3 separate regions of the Mus musculus genome follow, and regions 2 and 3 are each linked to region 1. Evidence: chromatin contacts called from ENCODE Hi-C or POLR2A ChIA-PET data. All regions are on one chromosome and are shown on one strand. The core of a region is the stretch at or near the end of the contact, and the rest is flanking DNA. Distances in the headings are between cores, read along the strand shown.

What was found. A loop is a pair of places that touch in the nucleus more often than their neighbours do. ChIA-PET counts read pairs that join two places held with the same protein, here RNA polymerase II (POLR2A).
Region 2: POLR2A ChIA-PET joins it to region 1 with 12 read pairs in Patski. The contact joins the promoter of Ccne1 here to the promoter of D530033B14Rik in region 1. A Hi-C loop is called at or near these places in 1 of 37 maps with a recorded cell type or tissue (v-Abl transformed pro-B cells). POLR2A ChIA-PET finds 5 or more read pairs at or near these places in 3 of 5 experiments (Patski and embryonic stem cell).
Region 3: a map of heart shows a loop between it and region 1 (1.9-fold over the local background). The contact joins the enhancer-like site here to the promoter of D530033B14Rik in region 1. A Hi-C loop is called at or near these places in 1 of 37 maps with a recorded cell type or tissue (heart). POLR2A ChIA-PET finds 5 or more read pairs at or near these places in 2 of 5 experiments (Patski and embryonic stem cell).

The regions. Positions count from the first base shown.
Region 1 is chr7:38,182,356-38,186,211 of GRCm38, forward strand. It overlaps D530033B14Rik (RIKEN cDNA D530033B14 gene), which reads right to left and starts at 1,427. Exons shown (of 1, transcript NR_165180.1): 1 at 217-1,427. It overlaps 1600014C10Rik (RIKEN cDNA 1600014C10 gene), which reads left to right and starts at 1,432. Exons shown (of 4, transcript NM_028166.3): 1 at 1,432-1,544.
Region 2 is chr7:38,105,699-38,109,562 of GRCm38, forward strand. It overlaps Ccne1 (cyclin E1), which reads right to left and starts at 1,792. Exons shown (of 12, transcript NM_007633.2): 1 at 1,624-1,792; 2 at 1,089-1,131; 3 at 898-985; 4 at 581-649. The coding sequence starts at 1,102.
Region 3 is chr7:38,083,075-38,086,701 of GRCm38, forward strand. The region is part of intron 3 of Gm30771 (a long non-coding RNA gene); the gene reads left to right. Among named protein-coding and RNA genes, the nearest start is that of Gm30684, 23 kb to the left of the region's middle. Within about 2 kb of position 1,882, at least 1 of the 3 ENCODE cell types and tissues checked has a DNase peak (open chromatin) inside an H3K27ac peak, as active enhancers do; it is heart, where a contact is called at or near this core.

The DNA of each region.
Region 1 (3,856 bases), core at 177-2,676:
TGAGATTTGTTTGTTTCTGTCTCCCAAGTGCTTCGATTAAAGGTGTACACCCCTGCACCTGGTAGCTAGCCTCAAATTGTTGAGCTTTCTGCCTCAGAAGGAGCTCTATCTGAGTAACAGGATTGTGGATGTACACACACCTACTGTGCACCTCTTTCACAGACGGCCTCAGCCGCTACTGGCTGTCTAGGAACACTTCTAGGTGTCAGGGTGATAATTTTAGGGCTTTATTCATCGTCGGTGTGGATGTCTTATAGCCTAGTCTCTATTCTCCACTGAACTTTCCTGTTCCCATCATTGCTACATACTTCTGATATTTAGGCAAAGGAGAAAACAAGCGAGTCCGGTTCTCGACCTTGCCACCAGAGGGCGCTGCCCGCGGGGGACATTGAAGCGCCTCACCTCATAGCTCCACAGAGAGCAAGGAGCTAATCTATTCTTAGCCTCAGTTAACTTTGGCTCTTGAAAGTCACCCAAACTCGGGCAAAAGCTCCTACTCGAAAACGCACAGACTTTTCCACTCCAGCCAGGAGAATCTTGATGTTAAAAGGGGTTCGAGGCCTTCTAAGAAGACAGAAAAGAAGAAATAATATGGCCCTGCACAGATCATCTGTATGCCCGCAGCAGCTCTCCACCCCCACCTGGCAGATCGCGCTAGGGGCCACTTGGACCTAGACTGGAGTTCGCTCGCCACACTCTCTATTTGGGTGGCATTGGCTAGCCCAGTCCCTCTGTATCTAGTTTGTCACTGACAACCGTGCGTACTCAAGACTTTGCTCAGGGTTAAAGTTCAGTATTGGGAGAGATACCAGATTTGGCATATTTTCAGGCCAGCCCTAGAGTCCTTGGGACCAGGGGGCGGGGACTGCTCCCTAGGCCTCTCTGGATTTTTCTGTTACTCTGCTCTCTTTCTGAGTGGCTCCCTTTGCCCTGCAAGTGGAGTGGGCTCTGTTCTGGTCTTAGGAGGTCTGAAAGCTATACCAGCCCCTGCGCGTCCCACGCAGGCCCCAGCGTTAATTAACCAGCAGTCGCTCCTGACAGCCAAGCCCCTCTATCATCTCCCAGGTCCAGGACCCTGTGGGAGAAAGGGTCCGGCAAGTCACAGACCCAGCCAGCGCAAAGGGCGATCGAGGAGAACCTTCCAGGAACCGTCCCAGATCCTAAACGTGAGGTTGGGCACTGAGTGGGGTGGCCAGGCGGAGAGGAAGTGGGGGCAGCGGGTCCTCGCGACACAGAGTCCCCTCCCAGATGCTCCCCATTTCCGCAGGCACAGAGCTTCCTAGCCTGGGTCTTGGTGTCAGTCAATCAGACGCTGGGGCGCGGAAGGGACGCCTCGCCCCGCCATCAAGATCTTTCCCCAGGCCTGTCCCATCTTGAGGACCCAGACTCATGGGGACCCAGAGCTCGGCGACCCGGAAGGCCGGCGGAGCCGGAAGGTGGGAGGGCGGAGCCAGGGTGGCGGTGGCCTGTGAACGCCTCTCTGGAGCTGGCAGAGCAGAGCCGGCCTCAGTGCCTTGGCGGTCCCAGACTCCAGCTCGGTAAAGGTGCGCGCGGGGAAGCCGGGGTCTGCGAAGCCGGTCGGGGACCCTACGGTGTCAGGCCCAGTGCTAGAGCTGTTCATCTCAATGCAAAGGACCTGAGACACTGAAGGCCTAAGCTGCAGCGCCGAGGTTGGAGTAGTCAGCAGCTCCGTGCGCTTCCAGCCGCAACCTGGATGCTTGGGAGTGCGCGTGCGCGGTGCGGTGTCTTCCCACAGTTTATGCCTTCTGCCTAGCGGACTGCTGTGCTTGGCCCAGAGAGGGAGGAAATCTGGGCTCTAGCTTAGGGATGGCCAGGAATGAATGTCAGGGGATCAAAGGGCCAGATTAATTGGAGCTGTTGTTGAAAAACGTTCTTCTATGACTAAGTAGATAAGGTGCATGCATGGCCGGGTGCAGAGGGCACGGTGCTGCTGAGTGATGGGTGTCAGTTAACTCTGCGAGCTATGTAGCGAACCTACCACTGACCACTTCTGATCTTTCAAGAGAAATTAGGAAGATCTAAGATATATGTAAGATTGTATTATTGCTGTTAGTTTGAGACTGGGTCTCACTATGTAACCTTCACTGGTCTTGATCTGGGAGTCCTACCATAGCCTCCCCCATGCTGGGGTTATGGGAGGGAGCCAGCACACCCTCGATATCTTCTTATTTTTAAATACCAACAATCAAGTAAGTAAACAACTTAGTAGGCTGGAAGAACAGGGTGATGAACTTCACAGAGGACAGAGTACAACTGGGGAATTCCAGACAGGGGAGCAAATATTGCTATTTGGCCAAAGACCTGTTTTCCACTCAGTTTCTGTTTGTTTCTCCCTGCAGCCTCCCCTTACCCACCCCCTACCCCTGACACATTTCCTCCCTCTACTCTGGGGATTTGAATCCCAGCTTCGTCTAAGATTGCTATAAAGAACATGGAGCCCCCTGTTACTCTGAGGCCTCCTCCTCTGTTCCTCACAACTTGATTGGACTCAGGTCAGGCTGCTGTCCAAAGGTTTGAGTTTTTCACCTCCTCTGTGTATGGGAGCCCTGCTGTCATCTTCCCTCCAGTCTGGGTGACTATAGGACATCAGGGCTCCCAGTTAGCTTTTGTCTTCCCTATGGCTGGCAGATGGACTTCCGGTGAACAGGACCTGTTTTGAGGACAGCATTATTGAAGTCGTTCTGCTCCCGTGGGAAGGTCCTGTCTTCTGCGCCCCCCATCTCTTCCTCGCAGACAGACAGAGGTGGCCCCTGGAAAGAGGAGAATGGGGCGTGTTACCTTTCAATTTCTTGAGCCTGAAGAATTCAGAAAGTGAAAGCTTTCACATAGACTCCAGGTCCCAAACCTTTCTTTCACCACAAAAGCCTGTTGCTGCCATAACTTCTGGAATTACTCTTCAGGAAACCTAGGCCAGCCTTGCCTTGCCTTGGAGACTGCAGAAGCCCAGCTGGGGCGGAACCTTTCTTGCCCGGCTCTCCTGCCCCCTGACACTTGCTAAGGAGCCTGGCTTGTCTTCTGGCAAAGGCTTGTCTGGGCGTGGTAGAGATTGAGAATGGCATGTGCATGTTGGAACCTTTTCTTTTCTGCTCCATGGGCTTTGACTTAATGTTATTCAGAGCAAATCTGGAGGTAGATAATTCTTTGAGTAGGTAATCAGGGGTAAGATGGGTGAGTCCAGTACTCATTCCCAGCTCCCTCCCCCCACCCTGCCCACACTTTTACATTCTGTAGTTTCGGCTACTCACAGCCAAGTAGTAAGTGAAAAAAAAATTCAGAAATGAACAGTTCATGAGTTTGAAATGCTATGCAAGTTTTAAGTCATGGGCTGTTCTATATGGTTAGAAATTTCATTCTGAGTAGTAGTAGTAGTAGTGATGAGCTCAAGTAACCTCGTTTTATTTAACAATGGCCCCAAAGCTTAGGAGTTACAAGGTCAAGAAACCAGAGCAAAAAGGCTGGCTGGACGGATTGACCGTACTTTCAAGCATCTGCTGGAGTCTCCCTGTGTGTTCCTTATGGATGAGGGGGCAGCTGTGTGCATCTCTGTCCTAACTCCTTCACATGCCTTGTCTTGTTAGGAAGCCACCTTTTTGAGAGTGCAGATTCTTATTCTGTGATTTGGACTGGTGCCTGTGCTGGTGCTGAAGCTGGCCCTCAGAACCAGAATGTCACAGGCCTTGTGCTTCCGAGTATGGGTGGTGTCCTGCAGTCCTCTGAGACCTGGGCTGCACCTGAACAACAACAACAACAAAAAACCCAAAAGCTGGCTGTGCACCAAAGCTAAACTAGGAAGTGCTTAGCTACTTTACAGATTGGGGGTGGGGTATTAGTCTTT
Region 2 (3,864 bases), core at 542-3,041, 76 kb before region 1:
GAGACACACGTCATTACAGATCCTTGCTGAGGCCACGTAAGGTCCAGACAGCAGTGATCAATGTAGTGAGCTGATGGTGGAACATTCTGGGTTGCATAGGAGAAAAGTTTAGTTTTTGCTACAGGGTCTCACTCTACGGTCTGGGCTGGCGTGGAACTCAGAGGGCCTGCCCTTGCTTCTCTACTGCTGGGATTAGGAAAAGTCACAAGAATGGACAAGGGAGAAAGAGTTGGGAGTCCTATCCCCCAACTAGCCTTCCGCAGTAAGACTGCAGGCCCAGCTCTGCTGGGTTTGCAAAGGACTCTGGGTTACCTTCTAATAAGACTCAGTTTCCCCCTGGGCTTAGAAAGGACCAAATTATACACTCACTCTGGTTCCTCCAGGTATCAGTACCTGTAACCTTAAAGGTGCCATTCAGGAAACACAAACCCCTCCCACAACCCCAGGCCCAACTGAGACCAGGCCACATTGACAAGCTTCAGAGGTTCAGCCATGTGGCCTGCAGCTCTGTTTTGGGAAAGTTGGAAGAAAGAAAACCTGGAACCCAGGAGGCAGAATACCCTGTAGGCAGCAGACCTACCTGACTGCTATCCTCGCTTTTCACAGTCTTGTCAATCTTGGCAATTTCTTCATCTGGGTCTTGCAAAAACTAAAAAAAAAAAAAAAAAAAAAAAAATCCCGGTCCACCATGGGTCCACATGGTGCGACCCAAAGACAAAAAACACAAGAGAAAAAGGGGGAAATGTTTGTTAGGTCATGAACGACATTCAACTAAAGGAAACCTCTCTCTCAACTAATTCTTTTCACTAGTAGGTAAGAAGAACCAAATTTGGTACCCAGGTAAGATGGAAGGGGGGGTGGGCTGTCCCCTTCCCAACCTGTATCCTTTGTACTCACCACGGCCACATTTGCCTTCCTTTTTCTGGAGCGGACTGAAAGGTCGGAGCCACCTTCTTCTTTCATGTTGCTGTGGTCCGTCGAGTCTCTGCAAGGGCATGGTGTCATGGGGTGCTGCTCCCCAAAAACTCAGGCCGCCCCTCCCCCACCGCTACTCACCCTTACCCTCCCGCAGCAGGGAGGCCACTCACCTCTCCCTTGGCATGGCTCAGGACTTGGGCTTGGAACTCAGACCTGGGAGGACAACAAGCAAGCATCGTGGTGAGCACGGCCCGCAGAGGGGACCTGAGTCTTCCAGTTCGTCCCGGGCACCCCTCCCCCCTCCCGCGCGGGCGGCGGCGGCGGGAGCCTCCTGGGCCCGGAGGCCGGCCGGGAAAATGGCCGATGGGCCCGGGTGGCTTGTCACCCGCAGGCGCCGCCAGCAGCCTGCGACCCTGGGTCCGAACCTGAGGTTGGGGATGGAGGCCCAGCCGCCCTTCAAGAGGACCCCCCGCTCCATCACCGTCCTCGGGGCCGGGGCTGCCTCAGTGTCCCTTTCTACACCTACCCCTGACCCGTCTCTCACAGCCACCCCGGCCGGGGCACCCCGAGCTGATACCTCAGGGGACCGGGTGACCCGGCCTCGCCCCACCCCCACCCGGGCCCGGTCCGGTCTGGTCGGACCCGGTCCGGACGCCTGGGAGTCGTGGGAGTCCCGGGAGTCCCGGGAGTCCAGGCAGCCCGTACCCGAAGCTGTGTCCGCCGCAGGCAGGCGCGCTCGAGCGGGCAGGAGGCCGACGGCGAGCGGGAAGCAGGAGGCGGGAGGCGGCGGCCGAGCGCGCGGCGCTGGCGGGATCCGCGCCTGCCCCCTACACCGCGCTGGCTGTCGAGCCGGCTGCTCCTGCGCCCGGCTTCGAGCGGGACATTTAAAAATCCCAGCGCGCGGCACCGGCCCCGTCCCGCCCTCGCGCCCCGCCCCGAGGGCTGCGAGCCCCTCAGCGGCCGCCGCAGGCCCGGGGCCCGCCCCGTCGCCGCGCGGACCAGCGAGGAGCTCTGGTGGGGGCGTGGCCTCCCGGGGGGCGTGTTCTTTTACGGGCGTGGCATGCACTAAAGGGGTGGGGCTAGATGTCAGGGCCTGCGCGCCGGGGGCGGGGTGCGGACGTGGTAGGCGGGGCCTGCGCGGGGCGGGACGCGGGAGAGTCGTCTGGCGCGCGCGGCTGCGGGGCGGGCTCGCTGACGCGGGAGAATCTTGGCGCGAGCGCCTGAAGGATTCTGAGCGTGCGGGGCCGGGAGGAGCGGCATGGGCCGCCCAAGTGGAATGTCAGCAGGGCAGATCGCAATGATCGGCGGCCGGGCTTGACTGGAGTGAGGCACGGGAGGGCCCGGAGTTAAGAACCCGTCATCCGCCGGTCTCCCGCGCGCGCGCACTGTCCCTCCTGACTCGTCCTCCCCGCCCCTGAGACGCAGAGTTCCGGGCCGAGTCCGGCGCGTGGGTGTCCCCAAGGTCACAACAGCTTGTGGCTCCTGGGACCGGAACCAGCATTCAGGCTGCTGCTGTTAGGTCTCCTGTGGACCAGCAGCAGGTCCTTTAACCTGTCAGTGTTTCTGGTCCATTCATCCACCCATTCATTCATTCATTAGGCTACCCAAGCACATTTCTGTGCCTCTAGCACACATGGGCCCAACCCGTTTGCAGAAAGCCTCTCTGACCCTTAGGTCCCCATGAGGTGAGGCAGTCTCCAGCCTATAATTTTACTCCAAGTGTTTTCATCAACCTCAGAGTATGCACATGCCTCACAAACGTGAAGTGACCCTCACCCACCCCAGACCTGACCTTCAGCCCTCCGCCCGAGCTGCTGGATCCAGCATCCGGTGCCCTTTCGCACCCCAGAGCCTCAGAGCTTGCTTTACTCTCTTCTGACCCATTCCAGCTGTTTGTGCTTCCGGAAAACTTGAAGGTCTTTGGTAACCACTTCCTCTCCGGCGTACCTTTCCCCAGGACGTCCCCTCCAGTGTTAAACTATGGCAAAGCACTTGTTTCTTCCAATCTCTTGTTCACTCTGTTTTCTTATCCCGTTGCCCCTTCTGTATCTTGGACCAAAAGGGTCACTTCCCTTATGTTAGTAAATGATATAGAAAGAAAGAAAGAAAGAAAGAAAGAAAGAAAGAAAGAAAGAAAGAAAGAAAGAAAGAAAGAAAGAAAGAAAGAAAGAAAGAGAGAAAAGAAACCCACACTGACCCAGGTCTGTGGAACATACAGGCTACTGAGACGAATGCCTTGAGCACATTGACTGCTAGCAAAGAAAGACCTGTACTCAAGTTGTAGAAGTGTGAAAGGCGGGGTCTAAATACCTCTGGGGACCTTCCTCGGGGTAAGCCTGTCTCTGCTCCCAGTGACTCTCTTCTGGAAGTCAAAGTGGAGTGTGCCCTTCCCATAGGTCCTGACTAGCATAATGGTGATGTCCCAGGCTGCTGAGATTTTGTTGAGGATGTCATAAGCAGACTGAGCCCCAGACCCCATATTCTCCAAACCCTGTTGGATTCAACAGCAGATGATAAACTTAAAGTGAAACTTTGGGTTAAGCCCTTTAAAGTTAAAGCCCAGCCCTAAGAATTTAACAATAAAGCTATCATGCTGGTTCCAGGGTGACCCTAGTTCGCAGACCACAGCTATCTACTGCCTACACTTGCTGTGAGAATTAAGGGAAACAGGTGGCTCAGTACCAGGCCTGGTACACAGTAAATGCTCAATAAATGAACTATTGCTGCAGTGATAGAGCTTTCCTTATGGACCCATCAGCAGCAGAGAATGAGAGTTTCAGGCATTGTATGTCCTAACAATAAAACAGATGAATTAAAGACTACACAACAAAAGTCACAAGTCACTTGCCTTTACAGCAGCATACAAGAATCCCACACTCAAGAATGCAAAACACAGGTTGGGTGTGGTAGCTAGCACCCACCCACCTTTAATCCCAACACTCCAAC
Region 3 (3,627 bases), core at 632-3,131, 99 kb before region 1:
AAGTAAGCAGTAGCCAGACACAGGGGTCCAAGTTTGCACACACTGTTTCAGAGCTGAGATAGGATTTCTAGAGCTTGCTGGCAGCCACACTAGCCTACTTGGCAACTTCTAGGCAAGTGAGTCACTCTGTCCTGAGGAACACCACAGGAAATAGTCCTCTGAAACACACACACACACACACACACACACACACACACACACCTGCACACAAAAGTGAACAAACACACCTCCATCTGCATATTCAGTTGCATATAAACACATCTACATCTGCACAGGAGCATACACACAAACCAGTACTTGCATACACAGCTACATAAACACACACACACACACCTGCATGGGAACACGCAGGTGTATACATACCATACACACCATCCCATAGAAAATTTCCATAGAAAATTCCAAATTATGTTTTTCCCTAGACAATAGAGCATAATATATAATATATATTATGGCATTAAGTATGATACTCTAGAGACACAGAGCGCTATATACAGGTTATAAGCAGATACTACATTATCCTCTGTAAAGGTTTAGTATCCTCAGTTTTGATAATTTTGGTGGTCTTGGAACCAAGAGGGAGAGCCAAAGACACCTTTGTCTTTTTTCCTGTCTTTCTTTTAATGAAGAGGTTTGGATTTCTCCCTACAGATAATTAATGCAATCATTTAGAAATGTTAGCTAGACTTGAGGAAAGACAAACAGGATGGCAGATCTTCTAAAAATCCAAACAGATACAGTGTGAGGCTCTTTTGGAGTCACAGACATGAGTGTAGCAGACAATGAAGGGAGGGGAGATCCTTTCTTTTCCCCCTCAAGACAAGAATTCTCAGTGTAGCCCTGGATGTCCTGGAACAAGCTCTGTAGACCAGGCTGGCCTTGAATTTAGAGATCTGGCCACCTCTGTTTCCCGAATGCTCCCTGGTTAGGAAGGGAGATTACAAGGCATTTAAATTTCAGTCATCAAGACTAATTGTCTTTGTCTGAGGCCTAACCTCCTGAGAAGGTGGATTGCAGTGCTAAGCACTGCAGAAATGGGGTGTGACACAAAGTTCAGAGAAAAAAGGGGCTCACTCCATATATGTTGGCTTAAAAGGGTTTGTGATACATCTAGGAGGAAGTCTGCTAGTGGTGAGGGATAAAGCACGATCTCGGAGTCTGCTTAGGGTTTACGGAAGCTGGGTTTGACTGTAAATATCAGCTATTTGGGACGCTGAGGCAGAAGGATCACAAATTCTAGGCCAGCCTGGGCCTAACAGAGGTACTTCAGGGCTAGCCTGGGTCTACGAAGAGACTTCAAGGCAGGCCTGGGCAAACTTGGTTTCTAAAAAGAAAAAGTAAAAATGGCAGCAGGCAGGCAGGCACGGTACTGAAGCAATTTTCCACTTGTGTCATCATGTAGGTGCTGAAATTCTTTGGACCCAGTGGGGTGGCGGTACGGTACAAGGACAGTTCGCTTCAGGGCTAGGTTCAATCCCTAGTATGAGAGAGAAAGAAGAGGGTGGGAAGTAACGGAGGAGAGAGATGGAAGAGAGGGAGAGAGGAAAAAGAGAAGGTGTAATGAGCTTCAATGGTATGACTGGTAAGGTATCAAAGACAAACAGGATGCCACAACAGGCCTGCACCGAACCAATCCAGAAGAAAGGGAGAAATAGCAGGAGGGCAAGGGAAGAGAATCCTGGAGAGCCCGTCTTTGCCCAAAACGCAGTGAAATGTGGGCGTCAATGTGTCCTTCTTAGTTCTACCTGGTTCAGCCTACACAGGGGCAGGACTAGGAACGTGGCGAAAGCAGGTCTGAAAGCTGTACAGCTTGGTGTGCCTGCGCATGCGCCGGACCCCAGCGCCACCGCCCAGCTCTCTTCAGCCCCGCCCACGCGACGCCCTGCCTAGAGCCTGCGCTCACACTTGGCCCCGCCCGTGACCGTCCAGTCCCGCCCCCCTCGCGGTGCGCGAGGAAGCCACGAGGAGGCCCAAAGTCCCGCCTACCCAGAGATCCACCTACGCTTTGGCTCTGTTACAGAGGCGCTTTGCGTTAGCTCGACGCCGCGCAGCCGCAGAGGACATGGGGCGGGGACAGGGGCGGGGTCGGATCGGAGGCGGAGGCTGGGTGGGCGGGCCCTGGAGTCACGTGTGTAAACACGCCGCACGTGGAGCTCAGCCTGAGCCAGAAGGGCGGGGCTGCGGGTTCCGAAGGAGGAGGCGGGTAAGGTGCGCGCGCGCGCGCGCATGGAGGTCTTGGGCGGCGCGGGACTGGGGCGGCCTGGTTCTGTCCCCAACTTCAGTTTCTTTATCCCGCTGCATTGGTGAGAGCTGTGACCAAGGCAGGCCCAGCCCTAGGGGACGAAACCCCCCTACATAATAACCCCACTACGTGCGCGCTCTCCCATTTCACAGATGAAGTAAAGAAACTTGCTCCAAGCCACGTGGCTGGAAAGTGGCGCCACCAAGATCTGCCCTGGACAGCAGGGCTCCTGGGCCTTGCTTTGTGGCTTGCGTGGCAAGAGGTTCTGGGCTCCGACTCCTACGTTCTGCCCTTGCCCTAAGGGCTACATTTGGTCTGGCTAACATGGCGAGGCCTATTGCTCCGTGCACAATGAGGTGACAGGGGTGCCTGCTCCCCCAGCTAGCAGTCTAGAGACGGGCGCAGGCCAAACCGTCGACCATGGTTTCCGTCTGGGTGTGGCTGGAACACTGCGGTGGGGTCCGGACACCTGAGCCTGCATCACTGCTCCTTACACAGCTCCTCCTCCATTTCTTTGCCCCTTTCTTCTCCCCGAGCCGCACAGAGCCCCTTTCAGAGGCGACGCCCAGTGCAGCGGGTTCCTACCCTTCTGCCCCAAAGGGCCTCCTTTCCTCTCCTCCTCGTCCTCCTCCTCTCCCATCTGTGCCGCGTGACCGGGGGGAGGCGCCGTACCGGGCGCAGTCCAGGCGTGGGGCCCAGCCAAGCTGTCATCCCGGACTGGCGGGCCCGAGGAGGCCTAAAAGGGGGGACCCGAGTGCTTGGGACTGGTAGGAAGCGTGCTCCAGGCAGAAAGGCTGAGCTGCCAGCAGTCCCGGAGAGGAATGCGCGCCCTCTTCAGGCTTAAGCGGCTAGGTCCTGCGGCCCTGAAAACCCATACCTGGGCCCCTCCCAATTTTGGGTTTGAGGGTTCAGGAGCTTGTTAATGGGACATTCCATTAATCTAAGGCTAAGGCTCCGAGGCAGCTCAATGTAGCTGTAGGCCCTGAAGCCAGGCTCAGTGTCTGACCTTGGGCAAATTGCTGAGCCTCCGTTTTGTTCAGTTTCTCCAGATTCATTTACCAACATTCCAGCCTCAATATGTCCCTCTGAGATGATGCTTTTGTTTTTAATCTCCCCATGCCCTCTAACTAGTGCCCTTGCACATTCAACCACGTGTGTTGTGCCCGTGCTTCCCAGAACAGCCATGGGGTTTTGGGCTCACTCCGTGTGGTTTGCTCCGTGGTGCACAAAGGCTTTCTGTAGAGAATTTGGAGTTTTGGCTAGGGAAGACCCTCCTTCGGACTGCCTCTTTACTCTGAGTGAAGTTGAGGAAAAGGTATATGGAAGCCAAAACACTGGGAGCCCTAGGACACAGCGGAAAGGAAGAATTAACAGAACCCTGCTGA